Linked DNA regions of Homo sapiens: region 1 is linked to region 2. Evidence: read pairs that join two places in POLR2A ChIA-PET (ENCODE). Cell type or tissue: A673. All regions are shown on one strand. Links, peaks and the distances in the headings refer to the core of each region. The heading gives the core; the rest is flanking DNA.

The links. Peaks named below come from ENCODE experiments on the same cell type or tissue, not always from the same donor. Only the 100,000 strongest peaks of a DNase experiment are listed, where the experiment ranks them.
Region 1: POLR2A ChIA-PET joins it to region 2 with 10 read pairs; 13 of 35 experiments call an interaction of 5 or more read pairs at or near these places.

Annotation. Positions count from the first base shown.
Region 1 is chr9:113,421,813-113,431,745 of GRCh38, forward strand. It overlaps C9orf43 (chromosome 9 open reading frame 43), which reads left to right. Exons shown (of 14, transcript NM_001278629.2): 6 at 737-773; 7 at 1,514-1,686; 8 at 2,354-2,504; 9 at 3,207-3,264; 10 at 3,532-3,608; 11 at 3,831-3,918; 12 at 6,335-6,411; 13 at 7,088-7,151; 14 at 7,360-7,878. The coding sequence ends at 7,574. Among named protein-coding and RNA genes, the nearest start is that of C9orf43, 16 kb to the left of the region's middle. In A673, for the core only: no CTCF peak of the experiment used is centred there; no DNase peak of the experiment used is centred there.
Region 2 is chr9:113,597,092-113,607,024 of GRCh38, forward strand. RGS3 (regulator of G protein signaling 3) reads left to right here. Exons shown (of 23, transcript NM_001394167.1): 23 at 1-647. Among named protein-coding and RNA genes, the nearest start is that of RGS3, 140 kb to the left of the region's middle. RefSeq lists silencers at 1,825-1,991, 5,142-5,221 and an enhancer at 2,318-3,241. In A673, for the core only: no CTCF peak of the experiment used is centred there; DNase peaks (open chromatin) are centred at 5,210, 5,520 and 5,850; H3K27ac peaks cover 1,908 bases.

The sequences.
Region 1 (9,933 bases), core at 3,307-8,306, 170 kb before region 2:
GTGCTTCTCTCTATATATATGCATTTGTGTGTGTGTATATATGGTATAAACAAATGAAAAACAACCCTAAGGGTTTATTTCCTTTCGTGTGAAAGAAGCTCAGAAGTAGGCAGGCTAGGTCATGTGAGCTCCATGAGATAATTAGAAACCAGGGCTCCTTCTAGCTTTTTGGGCCGTCATCCTTAGCCCATGGATTCCAACTTCTAAGGAGTTTCATGGCTGCTTTTAAGGTATAAGTTGGCTACTAGAGATCCAGCTATCATATCCACGTCCCAGGCAAGGAGGAAGAGGTCAGAGCAAAAAATACTTCTTACCAAACATCTCTGTGTCAAGCAGTGAGGATTTAGTGAACCAAATAGATTTGGTCCCTGTCCTGTTGGAGCCTTGTCAGGGGGAGTCAGCCATTACAGACATAACCACACCTACATATATCATTTCTAATTTGGATTCATGCTATGAAAGTAGGTAACCGGATTGCCTGAGAGAATAATGGGAAACCTAATTTAGATATGAGGATGGGGGGTCTTTTTAGCAGAAGGTACTTGGGCAGCAGTTACTGCTGGGTTCCCAACCAGCTATCTTTGAGTACTGATCAAAGATAGGAATCTTTGTGGTCATCATTCACAAATATCCTTGGAGCTTCTGTTTAAGATATCTGGGAATAAGTTGTGCTTACTCTTATTTCAAGTCCAGCTGAGAAGCATGTTTTGTTTTGTTTTGTTTTGTTTTTCTCCAGCCAGCATGGGAAGAAGAAAAGAAAGAACTCGGCAGTGGTGAGTTTGATGTTTTTGTGCAAACCTTTATAATATTGCTATGTAGAGTTTATTTTGTTTTCCTTTCAGGTCTCCTCCACCTTACCCCCGTTCTTTCCTGAAATGATCCAAATCTGCTAAAGAAAACCCTTCTTTAGGAATAATTAACCAAACCATTCTCTATTCAGAGACTCCTTTTTTCTGTCTCCTTCCTATAGGGAGATGAAGAGCACCTTGAGATAATAGGAGGAACTGTTGCGTGTTCAGGGGGGGAGTTTTTGGTCAATTAAAAACGAATCCCCAACGTGATCATATAGAATTTCAATGGACTAGGGGTTATAAGACCTGGGCTTCTAACTCTAATTGTACCATTTATGAGTAAATGTGACCTTGGATAAGTCACTGTAAGACTGCTATGTCCATGAGAGTAGTGTCTTGGTTCATTTTGTTCATTGCTGAATCCCCATCCCTAGCCCTGTGCCTGACACATAATTAGACAATAAATTTTTGTTCAGTTTGTTGAGTGAGTAAACGAATGACCTTTCTGGAAAATGAAACAAAACAACGAATCCCTGTATGATCTGAATACAACAACAGAGTTGGGAGCTTGAGAGGGAAACATGTGGCGGCCCTCATCGTTCAGAGGAGGCAACCATGGCTGGAGTACATGCCAGGGTAGTGTTGAGAGGCTAGAATGTTGATGGAAAGGACTAGGCTAAAAAGAATGCTTTGGAGAATTCTTTCCATTGTTTCTCTTCCAGAAAAGCAAGTCATTTCTGGGTCTCTCTGGAAATCAGTCCGCAGGAACACGAGTAGGAACACCAGGGATGATCGTGCCTCCCCCAACCCCAGTGCAATTGTCTGAACAATTCAGTTCAGATTTCCTACCTCTCTGGGCTCAATCCGAAGCGTTACCTCAGGATCTACTGAAGGAGTAAGTATCATGTAGGTCTGTGGGAGAGCCAGAGCACCTGCTTTTTACTGAAGCTGGGATGGGTCTAAACAGTGTGCTTTTTCTGAGTAGGACTGGGAGAAAACTATCACCCCGATTTGTTTACTGAACTCTTGGACTTACCAACAGGCAGGGATGACCATCATAACCACCACCATTTGTCACACTTACCATTTGCCTGGCCCTGTGCTAGGCATATCACATGTACTTTCATTTAAATTTGCACTAGGAGGTAGGCACTATCACTGTCTTCTTTTTATAGGTGAATTATGAATAAGTGGTAGGCAGAATATGTGGTCTGCAGTGAGATGACCTTTGAATTTTACATTGAAACTTAACTGGCTATATGAATTTTGGTAATGTATTTAGCCTCTTAAAGCTTCATTTTCCTCATTTGCAAAGTGGGAGTAATATCTGTTCTCAGGTGTTGTAAAAGCACATGAGCCTGACATAGAATCAGCACTGAGTATATGCAGCTATGATGATCGTAGTTGCATCAGAAAAGTGTTACCAAATGAACACTTGTTGGTACAGGCCTTTTCAGACCCAAAGTGGAAATTTCTTGGAGCCCTTTACATCTCTTTCTCCTCAGCCATGCTTTCCGGGAAGAGCTGTTGCTGACTGTCTGGCTGTCCTCTGTCCCCTTCAGACTTTTGCCAGGTGGAAAGCAAACCATGCTCTGTCCAGAGATGAAGATAAAATTGGCCATGATGAAAAAGAATCTTCCCTTGGAAAAGAACCGACCTGACAGTGTGATTTCTTCTAAGATGTTTCTATCTATACACCGCCTCACCCTGGAAGTAAGAGCTAGGAAACAGCAGGGAAGAAGCCTATGTGAAAATTCAAACCCATCTCTCCTCAAATCTGGAAGAGTTGACATTCTATTCCTTATCTCCCTTCTGCCTTTCCACTCTGAACCCATGCCCCAGAGAAGGCTGGGCTCTATGTATGTAAAAGCCAGTCGATGGGGAAGTGTTGAGAGAGCAATGTTCTCTATTTCTTTCTTTTTTTTTTTTTTTTCTTTTTTGAGAGACTGGGTCTCACTCTGTCACCCAGGGTGTAGTGCAGTGGTTGATCATGGCTCACTGCAGCCTTGACCTGCTGGGATGAAGTCATCCTCCTACCTCAGCCTCCAGAGTAGCTGGGACTACAGGTGTGCGCCACCATGGCTGGCTAATTTTTAATTTTTTGTAGAGACAGGGTCTCACTATGTTGCCTAGGCTGGTTTCGAACTCCTGAGCTCAGGTGATCTGCCCACCTCAGCCTCCCAAAGTGCTGGGATTACAGGCATGAGCCACCATGCCTGGCCATGTTCTCTATTTCTTCTGCACTTTGTTCCCCACACCTTTTCCCTTCCTCCGTAGCCCCTGGTACAATGCTGCAAAACACTGGGTTCTTAAAATGTGCTTGTTGACTGGATGAATAAACGCATTTGGGGGATACATTTGGAGAAAGGGAAAGACCTGCAGTAGAGCTTTTCTTTTTCTTTTTTCTTTCTCCAGAGACCAGCACTGCGATATCCTGAACGTTTGAAGAAATTACATAACCTGAAGACAGAAGGTAGATTTGCTGTTGCTGCTGGATCTCTAAGCACCATTTTCTGTTAGCCCACATTTCTCATACTTTAACGTGGTCCAATTCAGTTATATTTGTGGCCACAGTCATACAGGGTCACATGTAGAACTCAGGAAACAATAGTTTCAGGAAGCAGCCCCTCTGGCTTGGTCCTTACCAGGGAGTCACCATTGTGAAGGAAGGCACAGCAGGCATTCCAGTGGGAGAGAGGGGGCTGTTAGAAGAGGATCAAGCTGGCTCTCTGGTCACCAGGTTACAGGAAACAGCAGCAGCGGCAGCAGCAGCAGCAGCAGCAACAGAAGAAGGTGAAAACACCTATTAAGAAACAGGTAGAGTGGCAGTGAGGGGCTTGCTGGGACTGGGAGAGGTCTACAGCCTGGAATGGGAAGGGATGTATGAAAGGTGGGGGTCTCCTTGTTTTCTATCTGGTTATAGATAAAAAGTTCTTGTCTGGTTGTAGATGTTAAATTCCTTCTTTTTGATATTCCTTTTGAAAAAAGTTTTCTTTACTTCCAAAAATCCTAATTTGTTCCTCCTGATGTGGGTTTCAGGAGGCTAAAAAGAAAGCCAAGAGTGATCCAGGGATCCAGAGCACTTCACATAAACATCCAGTTACCACCGTTCATGACCGTCTCTATGGTAAGGGGAATATATGCTTGGTTGGGGGTGATAGGATCCCTGAGGGGTAGGTATCTGAGGGCAGGAAAAGCTAAACATGCTCTTGTCATTTTGAGACCTGCCTTTGTCAGGCACTCAGAGTTTCTTGGAATGCTTCAGTCTGTCTGGTCTCTCATGCACCATCCTTCCCTCATAAATTTGCTAAACAAACAAGCTGAGCCAGATGTCTGCTTCACATGAGGGCTTGAAAGATGACCATGAACATGAATCCCAGTCATCTTTTCCTCAGGTTCTACCTTAGAAAAGGCAGAGCACTTTGAGGATCAGGAGAGGAACAAGCCCAGGTTACTGAAGAGAAAACCCTGAGGGCCCATTTTCCAATGAGGCAGGGAGAGCTGGGGCCCCTCACTAGAACCCCAAAAGAGTTCTAAGGAAGCAGAGCTCTGGGGCCCCCTAACCTTCCTGCCACAAGGTAGAGAGTCTCTGGAGCCTCACGTTAAAATCAACACATTGTCTAGCCCCATCCAGGAGTCAGGGAGCCAACTCTTGTCAGGCAGTTCTTTTGCTCCAGTGCTCATGCTGGACACAAGAATGGACATCTCCCCTTTTTGGAGTCGTTATTATGTCTGAGCTCAGGCATATACTTACCCCTATCCCTCCAAAATTTTTCAACTTGAGTGGAGAATGGGAGGAGGGAGAAAGAATCCCCCCAAACTTTGGAGGATCGTTGTGCCCGTCTCAGACTGGACATTGCTGACTTTAATATGAAAACAACTGTTTAATCATCAGAAAGAGCTCTCCAATCCTGGGGCACTGGGAGGGCTGAGATGAGGTTTCCTGAGAAGGATGTTGCCCTCTTGCTTTCCTTCCCATCTCACTTAGTTGTCTGATGCCAATGATCTGCTCTAACCTGAAGGTTGGAAGGTTCCTGCCCTTCTTATGGGAGGTGGACAGAATCAGGGCTTGGCCCCGGGCAGGAGGTGATGTATCCAAGGTTAACACTCCATCTAGGGTGACCACTACCACTCCCCTGAATTCCGTTCTGGTGCCTTTTGTACCCCTTCCCAATGCCTCCAATAGGAGCAATTTTGCTTGGGTGACTGGGGTGCCTCTGTGAGTCATGTTCATAGAGCAGTGGCCTGTCCTCACTGAGTTGAGAAAGGCTTTATGGAAGAGATGATTTTTGCATTGAATCTTGAGTATGTGTGGGAGTTTTCCTGATATGGGAAAGAACTCTTGAGAGGGAATAGCCTGTGCAAAGGCATCTAGGAGGATCACAGCTGCTCAGGAAACACTGAGCAGTTGAGTGTGGTTGTGGGGTTGGGTATTTAAGGGAGAGTGGTCTATCACACCAAAGAGGTAGGCAGGGGCTTGTATGGACTGCTAAGTCTTTTGACCTTTATCATCCAGGCCAGTGGTGCTCCGCCTTGACTGTACACTAAGACCAATTGTGAAGCTTTTATTTATTTATTTATTTGAGACGGAGTTTCGCTCTTGTTGCCCAGGCTGGAGTGCCATGGTGTGATCTCGGCTCACCACAACCTCTGCCTTCTGGGTCCAGGTTCAAGCAATTCTCCTGCCTTAGCCTCCCCGGTAGCTGGGATTATAGGCATGCACCACCACGCCTGGCTAAGATTTTGTATTTTTAGTAGAAACGGGGTTTCTCCATGTTGGTCAGGCTGGTCTCGAACTCCCAACCTCAGGTGATCTGCCCGCCTCGGCCTCCCAAAATGTTGGGATTACAGGCGTGAGCCACTGCGCCCAGCCAAGAAGCTTTTAAAACTCTAATACTCAGACTGTGTCCCAGCTATTAAGTCAGAATTTCTGATGGTAGGAACTAGGCCTCAGTGTTTTTTGTTTGTTTGTTTTTTAAAGCTCTTCATTTCTCCCAGTGTACAGCTAAGGTGAGAACCAGTGCTGGTAGGGAGTCCATGGAAATGCTATAATTTAGCATAATACCTCTGGTGGCAGCTTGGAAGATGTTTGTTTAGGGAAAGGGAGATTGAGAAAAGAATGAATGAATCTACCTAGGGACTAGTTGGGGAAGCAGCTGATGCAAAAGAAACATAAAACTAGAGGTTTTTGTTTTTGCTTTGTTTATGGGTACATGAGGGATGGCGCAAGAAGATGAGTCACATTCTGGTAAGAGGAGTATTCATATGCTGTGAAAAAGTAGATTAGGGTTTCTTGGAGGAATCCTGGGTCTTTTAACACACACTTGAGCGTAATCTCTAATTCTGTAATAGATGAAGTTACAGTCCCAGGTGAGCAGAATCTCAAGTAGAACTCAGAAGGTCTAACTACCTTTTACCTGCCATCAAGGTCTTGTCTTTTCCTGGATGCAGAGTCACTTGTAGACTAGGGGTCACCTAGAAGCCCCCAAATAGGGTATGATATGGTAATAAGAGGAAGATTGAATGGACTCTTTGGTTACTAGGTTACAGAACTCTGCCAGGTCAGAACAGTGACATGAAGCAGCAGCAGCAGATGGAAAAAGGAACCACTTCGAAACAGGTGAGAGTGTACCAAGGCCTCTGCTAGGACCCAGTTTCAGTTATCTATTACTATGTAACAACCCCAAAGCTTAACCATAATGATTTGCTATTGCTAATGATTCTGTGGGTTGACTGGACAGTTGTTCTTCTCCTGCTTGAGGTCACTTAATGCAGCTGGGCTGAGGCTGTTGGCCAAGTTGCTGGTTTTCCTTCCTGAGGCCTCTGCATGTGGCTTATTTGGGCTTTTTGATAGCATAGTAGTCTCATGAAAGCAGTTTCATGAAAGCAGTTTCTTAAGGGATGGGCCTGGAACTAAAACAGTGTTACTTGTGCCACATTTTCTTGGCCAAAGAAGCCACAAGTCCATCCCAGAGAGTAAATAAGAGAAGAAATAGGCCCTATCTCCTGATGGGAGGAACAGCATGTGCATACCAGAATGGGAGGAATTGTTGGAAGCCATCTTTGGAGGCCGTCTGCCCTTAGTTGACTGCAGGGAATGGGAAGGAGTGGTTCTAGGTTCATTTGGACAGCATGGAGGGCAAAGAACGTGTGGTAAAAGCTTCTCTTCAGTCCCAAGAGGTGGGTCTCTGGCTCATCTTAGATGTTAATTTCTCCAAGAGAAGCATCTTTTAGAAAAATCCTTTTAGTTTCCTAAAGTCTTGATTCAAATTTCCTTATACCCCAATGAATTTCAGGATTCCACGGAGAGACCAAAGATGAACTACTATGACCATGCGGATTTCCACCACAGTGTAAAAAGTAAGTTACTAGAGTAGAGGAACCTTAGTAAGTGACTGAGGATAGGGAGAGTTGAACCTGTGTTGACCAGGATAGTTTACCTCCCTGAAGGCACAGTTCCTCTATCTCAGAGAAGTCCTAAAAACACCCCATTTTTCCTTTTCTGTCCTCCATTTGTTGTAGTTGAGAGGAGTTTACAGGTGCAATTAATGACTGCATCTTCTTTTAGGTCCTGAATTGTATGAAACAGAACCCACTAACAAGGACATTAGTGCTCCAGTGGACGCTGTGCCAGAAGCCCAGGCTGCCAGGCAAAAGAAGATCTCCTTTAACTTTTCAGAAATTATGGCTAGCACAGGCTGGAACTCTGAGCTCAAACTACTTAGGATTCTTCAGGACACTGATGATGAGGATGAGGAGGACCAGTCCTCTGGGGCAGAGTGAGAAGCCTCTGGAGGAATAGACTGAAGGCATCCCCTGGGGCAGCCGTGTTCCAAAGCGGGATGGCTGGTATCCTGAGGGCAGCAACGTTTCACATAAGGGCAAGAGGAGAGGGGCTTCTGCTCTCTGGAGCCTTTACCAGGGCCTGAGCTCTGAGCTTAGGGATTCCATTTTCTTTGTTCACCTCTACTTGCCTCTAAAATAAATGTAGGAGAAAAATCCCCAGCCTTTTTAAATTTAGATTATTTCCTTTCCATTAGGGTCAGAATAATTTTGGTGATTAAACACAACTGCTTTTCAATCAAAAGACTTATTTTCTGTTTCTAGGAGGAAGGGAAAGATGTTTCTTGGTATCTGTTTTCTGGGTCACTCTTATCTCTGAAGTTCTGAAAGGTTTCCAGTTGTAGGAGGCTGAATTTGGCTCATGGGAGCTGCCATGATGCTCCCTAGATTTTCCTCTCATTCCCTAGAAATGGTTTCTTTTGGAGATGGGATCTACATTGTTATCAAATAATGTTCATTGTGTCGCTGGTCTTAAGCTCCTAGGCTCAAGCAGTCCTCCCTCCTCAGCCTCCCAAAGTGCTGGGATTACAGGCATGAACCACTGTGCCCAGCCAAAAGCTCTAGTTTCTTTCTTTTTTTTTTTGAGATGGAGTTTTGTTCTTGTTGCCCAGGCTGGAGTGCAATGGCATGATCTCGGCTCACCGCAACCTCCGCCTCCTGGGTTCAAGCGATTCTCCTGCCTCAGCCTCCCGAGTAGCTGGGATTACAGGCATACGCCACCATGCCTGGCTAATTTTGTATTTTTAGTAGAGATGGGGGTTTCTCCATGTTGGTCAGGCTGGTCTCGAACTCCTGACCTCAGGTGAGCCACCCACTTCAGCCTCCCAAAGTGCCGTGATTGCAGGTGTGAGCCACCGCACCCGGCAAAAAGCTCTAGTTTCTAAGGAACTGAGTCTGCACAGGAAAGTTTCAGTGATGCTCATAAAGGCTCAGAATTTCAGAGTCTGAGAGAACTTCTAACTTGGTTTTGGAGGTTTTTTTTTTTTCATGTTTTAGTCCTTAAAAAGATATAATGTAAAAATTTCAAAATTACGTAAAAGGAAAGAGAATAATATAATGAAACTTTGATGTATTCAGTATCTTAGATCTGGGCAAGGAAGGCCCTTGGCCCCGTGCTTTAGAAAGTCCTCTGGTGTTCTGGCTGTGCTGCCCCTCACGGCAGAGAAATCTGCAGAGCCAAGTGGACGTACACCTAGCTGGAGTCTGTGACTCCCCTTTTAGACTTTGTTCCTGGTATTTGGAACCCTGGAATTCCCTGCCCAGTGGCCTCTTGCCTACTTCCATGGCTTCTGCAGGCCTCTTTTGTGGGTCCATCTCCCAAGAGTGGACTATCCCACCAGTGTGTGTGCTGCTGGGTTCAAGGGGGTAAGAGGAGGGTATTTGGAGAGGGATGTGCCCAGAGCTTGGACAGATAGACTGGGGTATCAGCATTTGTTGCCTTTCCCAGTAAGGATGGGATCATGGGGATGAGAAGTGAGGGCTGGTTCTTCTAGTGCTGCATGTTAGTGTGGAACCTCAAGGAATCTGTGGATTTTGAATGAACCTGGCTTTCTAGATCATGAAGGTATACTGGTCAAGGTAGCAAGTTAGAACATGTTTTATTTAACAATTTGTTAGCTTAATTTATAGTTTTTAAATGTTCAGACATGGTTAGTAGACCTGTTTTTGTACACTTATCCTGAGTCCTGCAAAACATTAGGACTGTCCAGAGCCATCATTTGGGACAAATTTTAAGGAGGAAGAATTTAACCCCACAATGTAGAGATCATTAATTTGCAGTCCCATTTTAAAGGTAAGGATAGCAAGGCTCAGAGAGGGGATTTGTCTTGACTGAGCTCATGAGCTGGGAAGTGGGGCTAAGCTGGAATCTGGGTCTCCTAGTGCTAGGTCAGAGCTCTTTTCATTATTCCAGTCTGCTGTTCTCTCACCTCATTCTCCAGAAACAATGGTAGGTTATTCATCATCATATTTAACCAGAGTCTGACTTCCTCTCCTTCCTGGTGTGCTGTCTGTCTTCCTCTGTAATTGATTAATGTGGGTCCCAGGGATGCTGGCTCCATGTTTTTTATAATCAGGAAAGTTGGAAACATATAAAAGTTAATGAGATCCCATGTGTCCATTACCTAAGAATTATCAATTTGTGACCAATCTTGTTTCATATACACACACCCCCATCCTGAACAAGGTTATCTGAAGCAAAGGTCATTTTTATCCATAAATATTTCAGCATACACTTCTAAAAGAAAAGTGTTAAAAATAACTACGAAAATTAATCATAGCTGCTTAATATCAAATATCC
Region 2 (9,933 bases), core at 2,968-7,967:
GCGAGGCCTGGACCAAGAGAGGCCCAGGCTACTGGAGGAGTAGAAGGATGGGCCCCGTGGGGTCCCCACTGCCCCGGTACGAGGGGGCCCAAGACCCTGGCAGGTCAGGGGCCCTGGCCAAGCCAGATCTGGAGCTGCTGCTCCCTGCTGCGGAGACCGCGGAGGCTTCGCGTTGACCAAGTTCCTTAAAGAACTGGCTGATGGGGCAGGAGGTCCAGGCCTGGGCTCTCGGGCCCTCCTAGAGGGCCATTGGAGCTTGCAGCTCAGACCCCCACTTTGAGTTTTATTTATTTAAATAGTAGTTGGATGCTTGGCACGTCGTCCTGTAATAGGAAACCCTTGCCTCATCAGTTTTCCTGATTTACAAGTGCAATATTTTAGCCAATGCCTTGGGAGAAGCTGCCATGCAAAGGTGGACACCATTCTCCAGCTTCAGGGGATATGCTCGTCCCGGGCACCGGTGGCAGGCAGCTGGCCTTCTGGACTAAGGCAGCCTGGGGGGACACTGCAGTCTGGCTACACACAGAGATCTGGCACCCCCTGGGTGGAGTGTCCCTCGGGGGCTTTGGGAAAGCATGGCACCCTCAGACCACACAGTAGCCAAGTTCTGGAGCAAATAAAAGGCCTGTGTTATTTCTTGTTCTTGACCCTTTTTGTGTGTTCCTGGTCTTGAGCCTTCCCAGGGTGGCTGGGGCTGGGAGGGTTGGTCGTTGGGCTGTTGATTCAGCCACTGCTCTCTTGCCATCACCTGCCCCCATCCTGGAGCCCGATACACTGATACACTGGTGAGGGCTGCTCTCCCATGCCTTCCTCTGTGCCAGGCACTGTGCCACTCATCCTAGTGGTCACTGCATCTCCTCCCCAAGCCTGGGAGGTAGGGCTTATCCCCATTTTACAGATGAGGAGATGGAAGCACAGACAGGGAAGGTCACGTAGCCAGCAGGTGGCAGGGGTTCAGCCCAAGTCTGACTGTCTGCAAAGCCTGGGCTCTGCCGGCTACAGGATGGAGTCCTTGCTTATCGCCAGCTGGCCACATGTCTTTCAGCAAGTTCCTTCAATTCTCTGCCTCGCCACACCCTGAGGTTTGAATAGAACTTTCACGTGGTGCAGGGATGGCTGGTGAAGGTAGACGGGGCCAGAATCTCAGGAAGGGTGGTGGTGGGCTTATGGAGGCCTCTGGGCAGAAGGAACAGCTGTGGAGACAGGAGATAGGACTCACAGAGTCTTTCTGTGGCCCTGGGTAAGGCTTTCCCCACTGTGCCTTTGTTTCCCCTCCTACCTAACAGAAGATGCGAGTTTAGGAAAGGCCCAGGGCATCCTTCAAGGGAGGACCTGGGCCACTTGCCTAGAAGTGGGCAGAAGAGGCCCAGAGTCCAGGCCAAGCTGAAGGCAAAGCTGACCCCACATATATAACCTCCCAGGGGCCAGGGCATGGCCCAGGGTGGGGTCTGGCTCAGCAGGGCTGTCTTAGATTAAGCTAGATGGAGTTGATGCAGGAGGAGCTGGGCCCCGTCTCCTTGGATCTTGTTCCCTGCCTGGGGTCCTGCAGACTTGGAGCTGCAGACGACATGGGGCTGTACAGCTCCCTCCTCCCTGCCTCCCCTTACTCATCTCCCTGGGCAAGGCCAGCCCTGTTGGCCCCTCTGCACAGTGAGAGGATCAGAATTGTTGGTCTCTGGAGGCCTTCAGGGAGTTGGACTGAGCCCTCTTCAGGGTTACAGGGGACTAGAGCCAGGGCCTGGGTGTGGAGCAGAAGCTGAGCAGGGCTTCATCAGGAGGAAGAGGTGGGCTGTCTGACTGCCGCTCTGACCACACCTGACTTTTCCTGCCCCGCTTGCAAATGGGACCCCTAATGCTTGCTCACCCTTGAAACCCATTTGGAAGAATCTTCTGTGCAACAACAGTAGCCTAGGTCAGCAGAGAACCCCCTTCCCTCTGCTCCCCGGCAGCCGTGGCCTCTCCTTGACTAGCCCGTACTGAGTCAGGCATGGGTTTTTCTGTCTCCAAAGGCTTTGGAATCAGGCAATCCTGGGTTTGAGTCTTGTCTTTGCTACTGACTTGCTCTGTAACCTTGGCAAGTCACTGCCCATCCCTGAGCCTGCAAAAATGGGGATGATTCTATTGTCTTCTCAGTGCTGGGATGAACAGCCAGTGAGCCAGTTCTGCAGAAAGGTCCTAACCTGGGGCCAGGTATACCGTAGGTGCTTGATACATGTTGGCACCAGAGGGTGAGCCCCTCCAGGAGTGGTGCTGGGTCTTTCTCCAGGACCTGGCAATGAGTGTCATTGGGCTTTATAAACTGTGAAGAGCTTTCCCACTGTAGAGATTCAGTGTCTCACAGAGGCTGGAAGGGCCTGGGAAGAGTCGTGCTTCTAATTCTGAACAAGGGCACCTTCCAGGTTTTTTCCAGGCCTGAGATTTGGGGACCTGACAGCTGGGAAAACTGGGGCCCAGGGAAGACTATAATACTACTCCCTACTCCCCCAAAATGGTAGAGGCAGTACTGGGTCTGAGCCCAGGACTTCCCTGCCTGACCTGGCCTCTCTCGCATCTTCTGCTGGGAGGAGCCACTGGGTCCACAAGGAGACCCACCTTTCCAGTTCTTTATATTCTAGGGATTCAGTTTAGGGCCAGGCCTTCCCTCTTCCACCTTCCCAACCTCCTGGTTCCCAGAGTTGCCATGGAAACCAAAGTCCGGGAGAACAAAGTCAGGCAGATGGAATTCCCATTTCGGAAGGCCCCACTGCCTGGTTTCCATTACTCACACCCTGGTTCCCTTGGCCTCCGAGTGGCTTTGGCTGTGCAGAGCAGCTGGAGGGCAGACTAGAAAGGCGTCTGGGTCCCCCTGCCCTGGGCCCTGCCTGGGCTCCCTGGAGGACCTTGGGTACATTCTCTGCCCGCTTAGGCCTCAGTTGCCTCATCTGTACAGTGTCATTTGGGCTGGTTCCCATTTTCTTTCACAGGAGAGGAAGGAGCAGTGCTCTCTAGTCTCTGGCAATTCCAGGCGGTCAACGTGGGATCACAGAGCTGTGATGTCATTTCAACCAGCTCCTCCCCATCCCACAGATGGGAAGACTGAGGGGAGGGAAGGGAAGCAGCACTCTTCACTGTAGAGCTGAAGGGCCTTGGAGTCAGGCTCTGGGGCTCAGTCTCTGGCTCCACCATTTACTAATGGCTGCAAACCTTTGAAGAAGTCATGTACCCTCTCCTTCCCTCCGCTTTCTCATCTATAAATTGTGCGCATTGGCACTTACCCCAGAGTTGCAATGACTAAGCGAGGTCGTGCATGCAACAAGTTTAGTTCAGTGCATGGCGTGGGGTAGGTGCTTCATAACCGTGAGCTGCTGTTAGCGATCTCATTATTCAAGGTCACAGGTCACATTCTCCACTTGCCCAGGCCTGAGAAGATGGGGGGGGCCTTTGGTCTCAGACCCCAGATCCTTGTCCTTCCAGGAACAGTTTTGCTGGAGGACAAAGCCAGCCAATTCCAGGGAGTAAGTGAGAAACAGCCTGTTCCCGTACTGCTGCCCAGTCTTGGCCCTGCTGGGAGCAGTTGGGGTCAGCTGGCAAATAGGTTGTGGTGGGTGGAGAGGCAAGAGGGCACAGCAGTGCCACTCAGTTGGATGCCAGCAGGAGGGGGTGCCACTCAGTTGGATGATAGCTGCCGAGGTGCCAACTGCAGCCAGGCTCCTGGTGGGAGAGTCAAGTCCCTCATGCTCTCGGCCTCTGCCATGTGAGTGACGTGCTCTCTTGACCTGTCTTGGGCCAGCTATGACCTCCCAGACTCTCCAGCTTGGAAGAGACCATTGAGTCTAAACTGCTGCCCAGCACTTAGGACCCCAGAGTTTCTGCTTGATTCCTTCCATGATGGAGCTCAGGAGGGCCTGGGAGCCCCTTGGGGGTTCCAAAGTTCTCTCCATCTGAAGTCGGGTCCTGGGGCAGGGTGGGGAAGGAGGGATAGGTTAGTCCTACCCCTGCAGGTCTCCTGCCCAGGCAGCCACCTCTGGACCCACCAGATTCTCCAGCTTCACTCCTCCCTGCTCCTCTCGCTTGCACCAAACTCTCAGCTCCCCACCCTACCTCCCTGCCTCTGCACCCCCTTGTCCCTTAACCTACTGTCCCCTCCCCAAACTCTTCCCACTGACATCCCACCCCTGAAGGCCTCTCTGCTTCACCTCCCTTCCTGCCCAAACCTCAGGCTCCTGGCGACTCCTCCACAGCCCCACCGCTCCCTCAGAGCTCTCAGGCCCTCAAGCAATGGACCTGACAGGGGTCTCAAAGAAGCCACCTGTTGGTTGTTGTTTTGCTAACAACTGGCAACATTTGTGGAACATCTGGCTTTGCCTGTCCTCTCCCTAGCCAGGGAAGGGAGGAGGAAAGTGGTGCCCCCTTCCTTGGGTGGGAGGAGGCAGTGGGGGATTGAGGAACAGCTGTGGGACTGATCCCATCTGCCGGGTACAGAAGAGAGTGGAGGCATGGCTGGGGGTGGGGAGGGCAGTGCCAGGTGGCAGGTAGATATAGGAGCCAGGACCACGCAGAGGCACACACCACGCATTCCATGCCTCATTGCCATCGATCCTCACAAAGCCCTGGGAGGAAGGGCTGAGTATTATTTTCAGTTTACAAATGAGAAAATTAGGGTTCAGAGAAAGTGGACAGCCCATCATGGCTGAACAGGGATGGGGACCTCTATCCCTGACTTCCAGGCAGCCTCAGCCAGGGCTTTCCAAAAGAATCCACACCTGCAGCCAGTCTGTGAGACTTAGTGGTTCAGCTGGAGTTGCAGATGGGGGCTTTTGATGCTGGTTCTCTTTGGCTTGTGGGCAGAATTTTTCTAAGGAAGTCCGAGGAATAGGTGAGTTTATGAATGTGCGGATGTCCGGTCCTGCAAGGAATCTCAGTTCTCAGAACTGTGTGACAAGTTGCTTTACCTCTCCGAGCCTCTGTTGTTTTAACTATGAAATGGGAATAATAATTCCACCTCCTGGGACTCGCGTGGACTTGGCAGGTTTACGAATATGTGTGAACCCTCAGCACAAGGCCAGGCACAGAGGGAGTGTGCCCTGCGGGGCAGAGGGAGGGAGGCTGGTCCAGGAGGCACTGTCGGGCCAAGCCCCAACCAGCTGTGCAGGAGGAAGCTGCCCCCGCATCTGCTCCAAGGCAGTGACTCAATGACACGACATGGGCAGGGCCCCAAGGGGGCGGGGTTTGGGCCCTAGGTTCCACATGGGCTCAGCGGGGTCCTGCCTGCCTGCTGTTTCAAAGGCAACCAAATAGCATCTGCCTCATCAGGTAGCTGGCCTGGCAGTCAGGAGTTCTGGGCTTTGAGCTCAGATCTGTCCCAAACCTCTGTGTGACCCTGGATGAGGCCCCTCTCTGCTCTGGTCCTTGGCTTCTTCTCTTGACACACAAGGAGAATCCAGCTTTTCCTCCTGCGTGAGGACCTTCGGAAGGGGCAGATGGTGCTCTGTGGGGGTGTGGGGGGCTGGGATCCAGGCCAAGCTGCCTCTGTACGCGGCGGGGTGTGTGTGCACGTGCGTGCGTATGCACAAGTGTATGTGAGCTGTGTATTCGAGTTGCTAGGGCTCTTTTTAGCTGCTTCCCAGGGGACTGGAAGGCCTACTTGGATGGAGCAGTCTGTTTATCAAGGAGCTCCACAGTCTACAGGGTTCATGCCCCTGGGGACACTGCCCTCTGTGTCCTCCAGCCAGGCTGGGGACCTGATCTGCTGGTTTTTCACAAGCTCCTGCCCTTGAGGCAAAGTCCATCCCCACTTTTTACCCCCAGCACACACAAACACAGCACCTGCTGGAGCCACCCCTCTCAGGGGATTCAGCTCAGTTTGCTATCCCCAGGGAGATATAAAAAAGAAGGGCCTGAACAAGGCACAGCCGATGCCCGCCCCCAGACTGGAGGGGAATACAGCCTCCAGTCTGGGAATATAAGTCCAGTTCCACTGCCGATCTGTCTGTGGCAAGTCCCTTTCCTCGCTGGGCCTCACTTTCCCCATCTTAAAAATGGGTGGGGCGTGTTCAAAGTGCTCTCTAGGAGCCATCCGACTCTGATGCCTCAGGCTGTATAGCTTTTCCTTCTGAGGTGCTATTGCAGCAGGAACTGGCTTGCTCTCGAGTTCTGTCCATTCCAAGGAAGGGGAGGGTGGTAACTGGGGGCTTGGGCTTTGGAGGCTGACAGACCTGGGCTTGAGTCCAGGTTCAGATGATTCTTTATTGCGTGACCTTCGGCAAGTCGCTTAACCTCTCTGGGCCACTGTTTCCACATTTATAAAGAGTTAAAGAGATTATAACCAGTTAATAATAGGTGTTACCTAGTACAGTTGTTGTGATCAAATAAAAGCAGGGGTGAACTATTTGCATTCAGCCCTGCTGGTCTGCCTTCTGGTCCTCGAATGCACCACGCTTCCTTCCATTTGGGGCCTTTCACGTGCAGTCCTCCCTCCCTGGAACACTCTTTCCCCTGCTCCCTTAGTTAATGACGATGAGGAGGAGGAGGATGAGGATGATAGCTAACATTTAATATTTTCCAGGCACTGTGCTAAGTACTTGACTGACATTTTCTTTTTTTATGCTCCCCAAAATCCTGGGAGTTAAGAGCTATTATTATTAATCACTACAGCCTAGTGCCCCGAGGCCAGGCCTGAGGACAGATTGCTCAGGGGAACTCCCAGCTCTTCCACTTAGTTGTGTAAACTCGGGCAACTTACTTCACTTTCTGGGTCTCAGTTTACCCAGTACTCAGTATCAGGCTGGGCTTGCTCTGAAGCCTGTGCTCTTGAGTAGTAGGCTGTATTCCTCCCCCTCTTCTCCAGAGCTTGGTTTAGATGTCACTGCCTCAGGGAAGCCTTCCCTGATAACCCTGACTATAAGAGGGCCCCTGCTGACTGCTCCCAAAGCCTCCTGCTCCTCCTCTTTCATGGCTCTTGTCACAGGTTGTAATTACACACACGCATATGTTCATTCATCGCTGTCTCTTCCTTTCAAGCTTAAGCCCCTTGGGGCAGGAACCCTGTCCGTCTTCTCACTGTATCCCCAGGCTTATCAATCACAGTGCCTGGCGCATGGTAGGTGCTTAATAAATACTTATTTATTGGATAAAAGGCCATATATTGCTTAGCATGGTGGGTTGCACAGGACAAGCCCATGAACAAAAAGTCTGGATAAGAAGCCACTGCATGAGTAAAGATTGAGTTCTGTTGTAAGTGACAAAAACACAAGGTAGAAGTTTCTCTCTCTCCCATAAAGGAAACTCAGGTAGAAGCAGCCTAGTGCTGGCATGGCCTTTTCGTGATCATCAGGAACCCTGATTTTGTCTGTTACTTTGCCGTCCTCAAAATGTAGCTTCCACTTCCTGTCCAAGATGGCTGCTTGAGCTCCAGCCATCACGCAAGGCTGGAGGCCAAGAAAGAGGGGGTAAAAGGTAAATTGCAGTTATGTCTTAGAGAAGGTGCTCAGAAACTGTCACATGACACTTTCCCTTACACCCCATTGGCCAGAACTGAGCACATGGCCACACTTGTTTAGAAGGAGGCTGGGAGCAGTGGCTCACACCTGTAATCCCAACACTTTGGGAGGCCGAGGTGGGAGGATCACCTGAGGCCAGGAGTTTGAGGCCAGCCTCACTAGGAGCCTCACTATGGATAACATAGTGAGACCCTGTCTCTACAAAAAATAAAAAACTCAGCCAGGCATGGTAGTGAACTCAGGAGGTTGAGACGGGAGAAACCCTTGAGCCCAGGAGTTCAAGACTGCAGTGAGCTATGATGGTGCCACTGCACTCAAGCCTGGGTGACATAGTGAGACCCTGTCTCTGAAAATAAATAAGTAAATAAATGAGAAGAGGGAAAGCTGAGAAATGTAGTGTTAATCTAGACAGCCATGTGACCAGATAAAAATCAGAGGTTCTGTTACTCTGGGGTAATACAAAGGCTGAGCAGATGTTGGGGACGACTAGCTGTCTCCGCCACTGTCATCAATGACAGACATCCATTCTCGTAAGGCTATGGAGAGGAAGTGGGGCAAGTGGGCATGTGTCAGTTAACTATTGATACAACAGTGCTGCAAAACAAACCACCCCAGGCCGGGCGCAGTGGCTCACGCCTGTAATCCCAACACTTTGGGAGGCCGAGGAGGGGGCGGATCACTAGAAGTCAGGAGTTAAACACCAGCCTGGCCAACATGGTGAAACCCTGTCTCTACTAAAATATAAAAATTAGCCAGGTGTGGTGGCACACGCCTGTAATCCCAGCTACATGGGAGGCTGAGGCTTGAACCCAGGAGGTGGAGGTTGCAGTGAGCCAAGATTGCGCCACTGCACTCCAGCCTGGGCGACAAAGCAAGATTTCATCTCAAAAATAAGTAAATAAGATAAATAAATAAATAAATAAAACCCACCCCAAAATACACTGGCCTCAAATAACAATAACTTATTCTCTCTTATGCTTCTGTAGTCAACCGACCTAGGAAGAGCTGGGTGGGACATGACCCCTCCCTGTGGGCTGGGCTCAGAACTACTCACTGTAACTTTTCCTGGAGGCAGAAGGGTCAGGGTCTACCTGGGGAAAGTTCTCACTGCAGTGAAAGCACGTGTGTGTTTTTTAAACTTTTAAAGTTTAAAATAATTATATATTCACAGGAAATTGCAAAGATAGTATAGCGAGGTCTCATGTACCCTTCACCTAGTGTGCCCCAATGAACACATCTTACATAATTATAGTACAATATCAAAAATTGAAATTGACATTGGGACAATACGTATGTACAGTTCTATGTCATTTTATCACCTGCAGATTTGTATAAACACCACCGCAATCAAGACATGGAACTATTCCATCACCACAAAGACCTCCCTCGATACCCTTTTATAGGTACACCCATTCCCCACCCCTAACCCCTCGCAACCACTAATCTGTTCTCCATCTATGTAATTTTGTCATTTCAAGAATGTGATATAAATGGAATTGTACAGTATGTGACCTTTTAAGATTGTCTTTTTTCACTCAGTATAACGTCCTTGAGCTTCATCCAAGATGTTGTGGGTATCCTATTTATGTTGCGTTCAATCCTATTTATTGCTGAGTAACATTCTGTGGTATGGATGTACAACCGTTCGTTTAGCCATTTGCCTCTTGAGGGACATTTTGGTCATTTCCAGTTTGGGGCTGTTACATATAAAGCTGCTGTGAACTGTTGTGGAGAGAGTTTTGTGTGGATGTAACTTCTCATTTCACTGGGATAAATGACCAGGAGTGCAATTGCTGGGTTGTACAGTAAGTATAGGTTTAGTTTTTAAGAAACTGCCAACTATCTTCCAGAGTAGCTGTACCATGAGAGATCCAATGTTTCTGCATTCTTGCCAGCATTTAATGTTGCCCCAGTGTTTTATTTTAGCTGTTCTAACAGATAACGTGGTGATTTTCATCCGGGTCTTAATTTGCATTTTCCTAATGGCTGGTGATACTGAACATCTTTTCATGTGCTATTTGCCATCTGTATATCCTCATTGGTGAAATGTCTTTCCATGTCTTCTGCCCATTTTCTAATTAGATTGTTTGCTTTTTTTACTGTTGAGTTTTGAGAGCGCATACAGTCTATGTATGAATGCTTTGTCAGATATACGATTTGCGAATAATGTGCTCAGTCTGTAGCTTGTCTTTTCATCCTTCTAACGGTGTCTTTTGCAGAGCAAAAGTTTTGACTGTTGATGAAGTACAATTTGTCCTTTTTAAAAAATGGATCATGCTTTCCTTGTTGTCTAAGAGCTTTCCACTAAGCCCTAGGAGCTGTACAGGTAGTGGGGCTGTTACATATAAAGCTGCTATGAAGTATTGTAGAGAGAGTTTTGTGGGGACATAACTTTTCATTTCTCTGGGATAAATGACCCAGGAGCGCAATTGCTGGGTTGTACAGGAAAATCCTG